Regions from separate parts of the Homo sapiens genome. Here region 1 is linked to region 2. Evidence: read pairs that join two places in POLR2A ChIA-PET (ENCODE). Cell type or tissue: PC-9. All regions are shown on one strand. Links, peaks and the distances in the headings refer to the core of each region. The heading gives the core; the rest is flanking DNA.

Evidence for each region. Peaks named below come from ENCODE experiments on the same cell type or tissue, not always from the same donor. Only the 100,000 strongest peaks of a DNase experiment are listed, where the experiment ranks them.
Region 1: POLR2A ChIA-PET joins it to region 2 with 9 read pairs; 3 of 35 experiments call an interaction of 5 or more read pairs at or near these places.

Annotation. Positions count from the first base shown.
Region 1 is chr5:80,452,757-80,457,156 of GRCh38, forward strand. ZFYVE16 (zinc finger FYVE-type containing 16) reads left to right here. Exons shown (of 19, transcript NM_001284236.3): 12 at 2,936-3,018; 13 at 3,705-3,809; 14 at 4,189-4,336. Among named protein-coding and RNA genes, the nearest start is that of FAM151B-DT, 33 kb to the right of the region's middle. In PC-9, for the core only: no CTCF peak of the experiment used is centred there; no DNase peak of the experiment used is centred there.
Region 2 is chr5:80,514,837-80,519,236 of GRCh38, forward strand. All of the region lies in intron 3 of FAM151B (family with sequence similarity 151 member B), which reads left to right. Among named protein-coding and RNA genes, the nearest start is that of FAM151B, 29 kb to the left of the region's middle. In PC-9, for the core only: no CTCF peak of the experiment used is centred there; a DNase peak (open chromatin) is centred at 2,205; H3K27ac peaks cover 689 bases.

The sequences.
Region 1 (4,400 bases), core at 311-4,310, 62 kb before region 2:
GATTCTTATTTTTATATTCTGATGTTTGTCTCTCAAAGGTGATAGAGCCTGTATCATTCATGTGTATGTACGTGTGTGTATTTACTTATCTACCCTTGACACAACTGGTGATTCTAAAGCTGCTGTGATGTTTATATATATGCTTATTTCTGAGTTAGAATCATTTCTAGTGTTAAACTTTTTTGAATTCCCACTGTATCTTTTATCTGACTTTTTTCAAGAAATAATATATTTATTGCATTTGAAGTATATCACGTCTAATGAACTTTTTAGACATTTGATTCTAATATAATTTGGTAGGGATTTTCTTGGAGGAAAATTAAATGTTGAGAAGCTATAAAAGTGGTGATTACTATTTCAGAATAGACAAATTGAGAGAAAGAGAGAATCTATTTGGAAATTTTATTAAACTGTGATTTTGTGGATGGGGGTTCTTTACCATTTAGGATTTACATGTGTGATGCTATTAACTTGTGGGAAAAGTAACAAAATTTAATTTGCATCTCAGGTTTTGTACTGTGTGAAACAAAGAGCTTAAGAAATTTCACTTTAAGCCAAATGTTTCATCAATGCAGCCCAGTATTTTGCCTCTAATTTAATATTTGAATGCTTTTTTAAATAGAAGATTAGGGGAATAAACTAGCTAATCAAATTATTATGGAACATGTAAGTATGGCCAGTATTTTGGCCAGTAGTACTTCTAGATAGTAAGTTTTCTCACACTGAAGGTTGGAGAATCATGGAGCAATACGAAGGGCTTATCATAAATCACGGGGACTGAAACTGCAAAGCTATGATAAGCTATTTAGTGGTAATGAGGGGAAATTGTCAGTTATACATAGAAGTTAATTCACCTCAGCTGTTTTCTGAATTCTTTCTGTTCTGCTAGATTTTACATAGACTGGCACTTTGACATTGTTGGTGCCCATGTCTTTTTAGATGTGAACTGTGTGTGTGTCTGTGTGTGTATTTTGTTACAGAGGTAATGTACATTTGAAAAAGCTAATGTGAAAGTTAAAGTCCCAAGAATAAAGACTAAAAGTAACTGTCTCAAATTAGTAATTTTTAAATGCTTTTGAAAATATCTGTGGTTTTATGTTGAGATCACTGGTTTTGAATACCATTAAATGTTCAAATAGATGATTTATGAGGTCCCTTTGTAACTCAGATAGTATGTCATTCTAAGCCATAACCTGTTGAGAATAGTGTTTTAAACAAAACTACCTCTTCATATTGCAAAGGTTGCCCCCTCATTCATATAAGGCAAAAAGCTAGCAGTTAATCATTTCCTTTATCGTTTTTATGTCTTTTCACACTAATATCTTGTATTTTTTTCAAATCTAGACCCTCTGTCTTTCAAATAACTTAGTTGCCTTTTTAGAATTACAAAATATGTTTGTACTAGCAAGAAAATGACTACTTTGACTTAAGTCTTTAAAGCAGCTAATGTTGGGTATGTGGTGTTTCTTTAGAATTTTAAGGAAGTATATTTGTATAATAGACATTAGAGAGATTAGTTTGCTTAAGACCTAACTTGAGAACTGAAGGTTACAAATGTGTCTGTGTCTTATCACTATAGAAATAGTCTTGCCTTCCTTTTCTTCAGAGTGCCTGCTGCGTTACCAGTAAGGTCTCTTTTCCTTTTTGGTGTCCAGAATTTATGGTGCCCTAAAGAAAGAACATAGTTAGGTGGCCGACCTCATGTCCCTTCCCTTTTTGTGCATTGGTTTCCCTGACTCTATCTGTATATTCCTTTTTTTTTTTTTTTGAGACGGAGTCTCACTCTGTCGCCCAGGCTGGAGTGCAGTGGCGCGATCTCGGCTCACTGCAAGCTTCGCCTCCCGGGTTCACGCCATTCTCCTGCCTCAGCCTCCCAAGTAGCTGGGACTACAGGTGCCCGCCACCACGCCCGGCTAATTTTGTTTTTGTATTTTTAGTAGAGACAGGGTTTCACCATGTTAGCCAGGATGGTCTCGATCTCCTGACCTCATCATCTACCCGCCTTGGCCTCCCAAAGTGCTGGGATGACAGGCGTGAGCCACCACGGCCAGCCCCAGTATATTTCTTTTATCATGCTGAACCAAGAACTTTAAAAGTTTACTACCATTCATAAATTAGCACAATTGAATATTAGTTATAAATGCCTTAAAAGTCTTTAGTTCTTTGTATTTCTCTTTAAATTATCAGAAACCTATATCGTTCTAACCAATTATCATAATTTTCCACCCCCTATAATTTTGTGGAAACAAGATGTATAATGAAAAGATGAAATACTCTCGAATCAGACAAGCCTAATTTCAAATCTGTTTCACCAATTATTAGTCACTAGGAGCAAGTTGATTAATTTCTGTGTCTCAACTTTCTCATTTATGAAATAGTATAGACACACTCCATTAGGTTGTTGAATTTAAATAAGATAATGTATGTATAGTTCCCAGTTCAATGTAGCATCTAGTAGATACATAGATACACAGTAAGTGTTAATATTGTCTCTTGGCTGGGTGTGGTGGCTCATGCCTGTAATCCCAGCACTTTGGGAGGCCGAGGTGGGTGGATCACCTGAGGTCAGAAGTTTGAGATCAGCCTGGTCAACATGGTGAAACCCTGTCTCTACTAAAAATACAAAAATTAGCCAGGTGTTGTGGCACATGCCTATAATCCCAGCTACTTGGGAGGCTGAGGCAGGAGAATTACTTGAACCCAGGAAGTGGAGGTTGCAATGAGTCGAGATTGCACCGCTGCACTCCAGCCTGGGCAACAGAGTGAGACCTTGTCTCAAAAACAAAAAAAAAATTATCTCTCACTTTCCCCTAAGAACTGATTGAGTGATATTTATACATAATGTTTGTTTGTAAAATGAGAGTTGAAGGTAATAAATTCAATAATTTGGGGTTTTTTTTGTTGATAGTAACCAGTTTTCCTTTCTTATGTATAGCATATCCTGCTCCTCTAACAAGCATCAGAGGCCGAAAACCTCTTTTTGGAGAAATAGGACACACTATTATGAACTTACTTGTTGTGAGTAATTGAACTATTTTATTAGGTATTTTTATACTGTTACTTTAAAACTGTATTTAGCAAAGTTTATACATTTATATTTTCCTACTTTAATTTGCCATATTTGGTATAATGACCATTCATTTACAATAAATCCTAATTATTTTAACATTAGTGCTCAGTTTTTGACGAATTGCTTTTTAGAACGTACTATCTCCTCATGTACGTGTACCTGATTCTAAGTGCCTTTTGATTCATTCTCCTGCAGTTCTTGGATATTTAGGTAATGTAAGAACTCTATACAGACCTCTTAAAGTTGTTGAAACTTTTGTAAATGTATTAGTAAAGTCAGTCAGTCTTGTGATTTTGAGCAAATTATGGCCTTAGTTTTCTCATTTATAATAGGAAGTGTTGGATTAGATGATATCTAAAGTTCCCTTCCACCTATACTTTTTGTAATTTTGTGTTTCCCTGTTACCATAGAAAAATGTTTCAGTGGACTCACTTTTATTTATCCATGCCTAGTTTGAAGACCTTTTCTATTTTGGAAGTTCTGTAACTAGAAAGTTACCCTAAATACTACAAAGTTTTTCCTGAGAATGATATTCTTTATTACTGCTGTGGAGAAGGATTTCTTAAAGAAGGATTTAATGGATAGAAAAATACTCATGGTTAGTAGTTTATGGTAATGCAATTATTCTATGTAGGACCTTCGAAATTACCAGTATACCTTGCATAATATAGATCAACTGTTGATTCATATGGAAATGGGAAAAAGCTGCATAAAAATACCACGGAAAAAGTACAGTGATGTAAGTATAATTGTTTTATTCAAATGACAATTATTGAACATTAGAGTTCCCTTAGAATTGTGTCACATTAAATTTTTTGTTTTGAATTAGACTATCTAATGTATTATGGCAACAAACATTGTTTTTGAAATGATAGAATTTGTTTACTGTAAATAATCTGTTTGATCATATTTCTTTTTTTTCGTACTGTTTTATTGAGGTGATTACTGTTCAACTGAAGTGCTTTTATTTTAAAACATTTGTTTCCATCACATTCCCAGGGAGCTGTCCAGACCGAAGCTTGATAATTATGAAGCTGGCCAGAAACGTGGCTCTTAGAATAGGCATATAATATTAAAAGTGTTTCTAAATAAATGTTGTTGTTTTTGTTTTTTTCCAGGTAATGAAAGTACTAAATTCTTCCAATGAGCATGTCATTAGCATTGGAGCAAGTTTCAGTACAGAAGCAGATTCTCATCTAGTCTGTATACAGAATGATGGAATTTATGAAACACAGGCCAACAGTGCCACTGGCCATCCTAGAAAAGGTGAGCATCTTGGTTCCTAGTGCTAATTTACAAAACCACCTCAATTAATAGAATTCCTTTCAAA
Region 2 (4,400 bases), core at 271-4,270:
CAGTAAACCTTATTATACCGTTAGTGAATGAATAGATGTATAAAATCTTGATATACAGGAGTTTGGATTGACAGGGTCTTGTGAATTAAAGAACTATCTTAAGATCATAAACTTTTTTTTCGACCGGGCACGGTGGCTCACGCTTGTAATCCCAGCACTTTGGGAGGCCAAGGCGGGTGGATCACCTGAGGTTAGGAGTTTGAGACCAGCCTGGCCAACATGGTGAAACCCCTTCTCTACTAAAAATACAGAAAATTAGCCAGGCATGGTGGTGCGCACCTGTAATTCAGCTACTCGGGAGGCTGAGGCAGGAGAACCTCTTGAACCCAGGAGGTGGAGGTTGCAGTGAGTTGAGATTGCGCCACGGCACTCCAGCCTCGGCAACAAGAGCAAAACTCTGTCTCAAAAAAATAAATAAATAAATAAATAATAAAAAATCATAAACTTTTTGAGTTATCAATGGTTCAATTTCATTTTATTGACAAAGAAACTTAGTTCCAGAGAGGTTAAGTGATGTACCTGAGGGTAACAGGTAAGCTTTGACAGGTAAGCTACAACCAGATCCTAATTCTCCTGAAGCCAGTCCAGTGTTCTCTATATCATGAAATAAAGCATTTGATCTTTAGTGCTTGATGGCTTAAACTTTTAGATCTCCTTGATGTCACGTGCTCAGTTTTTCATGTTTACTATTGCCCCTTGAATTGTTTCCTGGGACATATTCTTTGGCTTCTCACCAGTCAGATCAGCTCATTCATTCTTAAGTGCTAGCAGCTAGCACAAAAGCGCTGAGCCTCTGAAACAAAGATTTTGCAAGTTTTTTTTAAAGTCATAACATATTTGAAGGGGATTCAATATAAACTAATAGGTATGTGAACACCTATTACATGTCAGACACTGTTGTAAAAGCATTGCATGTATTTTTCATTAAATTCTCGTAACAATCCTAAGAGGTAGGTTATTGCTGTTATTCTCATTTTCCGGATGAGGCAATGGAGATGGAGGGGCTGAGGAGCCCGCTTGTCACGTAGTTGTTAGTGGAACTAGAGAGCTGTCAGCCTGGCTGGAGAGTTCACACTTTTAACCAGAATGCTGCACTCACTCCCTTTGTAAGAGCAGCTGAATGACCTGTTAGTTAAGTTTTAGTAGTTCTTGTTTTGTGCTTCTAAGTTACTTTGTTTGGTACACAAATAAAAAGTATTATATTTTGGCTGGGCGCAGTGGCTCATGACTATAATCCCAGCACTTTGGTAGGCCAAGGTGGGCGAATCACCTGAGGTCAGGAGTTCTAGACCAGCCTGACCAACATGGAGAAACCCCGTTTCTACTAAAAATACAAAATTAGCTGGACGTGGTGGCACATGCCTGTAATCCCAGCTATTCGGAAGGCTGAGGCAGGAGAATCACTTGGACCCGGGAAGCGGAGGTTGCAGTGAGCCGAGATCATGCCATTGCACTCCAGCCTGGGCAACAAGAGTGAAACGCCATCTCAAAAAAAAAGTATTATATTTTTAAATTTTATCTGGAGTCTCAGCAAGCTCTTCAGCGTTTTAGCTAAGAATTATTTTCCCTTAAACAATGCAATTTTATATAGTTTGTTACAATTTTAAGTACGATATTTATTTTATCATTCCCAATTTTTAAATGAAATTAATAGGAAAACAGGGTATGATATTTAGAAGTTTGATTTACAAATAACTTTTTAGGAAAAAAATATATTCTATAATAACTAAGTTTATATTCTTTTCAGGAGACTTAAATAAATACCACCAAGGAGCAATTTTCAGTAGTAGTCTCACCAGGACTTTCCTCTTCGGATGATCATCTTGGTGAAGCTTTGGTACTTCCTTATGGAAACTTAGTACTAATATATGTAAGAATTGAGAATGTTGGCCACTGTATTTTAAATTAGAATCACATGGAATTTATAGATTAATTTAGAAGGATGTGTCATTTTATAATACATGCAATATTGAGTCTTCCAGGCTTGGTCTGTTATTTCTTGTAGTATACAGTAGTCCTCTGTTATCTGCAGTTTCAGTAACCTGCAGTACACCATGGTCTAAAAGTGTTAAATGGAAAATTTGAGAAATAAACAATAAGTTTTAAATTACACACCATTCTGAGCAGTGTGGTGAAATCTGGTACTTTCCTATTCCATCCCAGCTGGGGTGTGACTCATCCCTTCCCTTCGTCCAGCGTATCCACACCATATATGCTGCCCACCTGTTAGTCACTTAATAGCCGTCACAGTTATCAGATTGACAGATCACAAGAAGAAGGGTGAGTACGGTACAGTATGCTATTTTGAGAGAGAGAGAGAGACCACATTCACATAACTTTTATTATAGTATATTGCTATAATTGTTCTATTTTATTACTAGTTTATGTTGCTAATCTCTTACTGTGACTAATTTATAAATTACACTTTATCAGAGATAGGTATGTGTAGGGAAAAAAAACAGACTACATATAGGGTTGGGTGCTAGGTAGTTTCAGGCATCCCTTGGAGGTCTTGGAACATATTCCCTGCAGATAAGGTGGACTACTGTAGATTTTATTTTGTTGTTTAGGAAAGTTTGTTCTCAGTTCTTTTTTCTCCCACAAAATGTTACACCTTTTCTTCCAGAAGAACTTTAGAATTACTTCGTCAAGTTTTAGAAAATAAGAACTACAACAACAAAAAGTTTTTGGTTCTTTAGTGAGGTTTTAAATTTGTTTAACCGCAGATTTTAAGTTTCTGGTAAGGGAAAATATCATTATCCTTCGTCTACATTAGTGATAATTAAAATATTTACATATAAAATGGAATAAATGTACTAAATTCTTGCTTCACTGTGTTCTTTGTCATAGTTCCTTATGTTTAACTGCACAGTGCTTCGCATGTAGTAGGCACTTAGTAAACACTGGTGGAATTTCGATTTGTGGGAGAATACGCTGTTTGAAACTGGATATTGGCCAGGTGCGGTGGCTCATGCCTGTAATCCCAGCACTTTGGGAGGCCGAGGCAGGTGGATCACTTGAGGTCAGGAGTTCAAGACCAGCCTGGCCAACATGGTGAAACCCCATCTCTACTGAAAATACAAAAATTAGCTGGGTGTGGTGGCGCATGCCTATAGTCCCAGCTACTTGGGAGGCAGAGGCAGGAGAATGGCTTGAACCCGGGATGCAGAGGTTACGGTGAGCAGAGATCGCACCGTTGCACTCCAGCCTGGGTGACAGGGCGAAACTCCATCTCAAAGAAAAAAAAAAAAAAAAAAAGAAACTGGATATTATCAGATGAAGAATCAATCTTAAACCACTCACTCTATGTCAACTTACTAAATTGAGAAAGCCTAAAAGGCTCCCTCCTGAAATGTAAACTGGAAATTAGTATTTAACCCAGCTTCCATAAGACACCAGATTTCTTAAGAAATCAGAGTCCTTTTTGGAAAAAGAGGAGCTTGGCAGGAGGCATGCATGGATTAGTTCAAGGTTTTTCCTTACTCCACCCATGAAGAGCAGCACCTCATGGGGACTTGGCTGCTGCTATGGGACTGACAGACAAGCAAGCTTTGGAGTCACAGGTACAAGTTGCTTGCTACGAAAAATGGAATTTTGTAGGAAGTACAGTGTTGGATCTCAGAATTGTGGTTTTAACATGGTGTTGACACAGGGCAAGGCAGGGAGAATTTAAAAGAGACAAATGACAACATCTAAATTAATGTCTGCAGAGTCCAGCATTAAGGTTTATTAATCCACTAAAATCTAGGCCCTCCCCAATTCAGGGGCAGAAGAGTGAGAAGGAAGCGTACCACATGGCAGCAGAGGGAAAGGGGCTAGAAGCTAAGGGATAGAGCCTGGGTTCCTCTGGTTTTAGTACATAGTATCCTTGCTCACTGGTAAACATAACCCAATAAATAATGAGATTATTTAAATTTCTTCTCTTAGAGTAGGAGGCCCAAAAGGAGTGGAGACAAGAGAGGTAGAAGCATAGACAGAAGTACTGCCGTCTCTTAGGAAGAGAGAGGGAAATGTGAGGAGGGGTCGGTGAGTGTTCTCCCCTCCAGTATCCATCTCCAAAATTCATAGCCTCCCATTATGATATTCACTACAAGGTAATTTTCTTATAAATGAACATAGGCAAGTAAAAATTATGGAAGCTGATTAAAACCTTATTGTTTCAAAGTCTGTAGTTATCAGCTAGAATATCTGTAGGGAAGTAAAAAGATTGAAGTTGCTTTTTAAATTTGAACTAAAATATACGTATTTCTAATTTTCAGAAAAGGTTCTTACAATAAAAGAAGAAAAATGAAACAGAAACTTGAAGGAAATACTATAATTTTATATTTTACAGTCATTTTTAGAATTGTTTATGTATCCAAACTCACCCAAGAATACATAAGGGAAAGAAGCTACTTTTA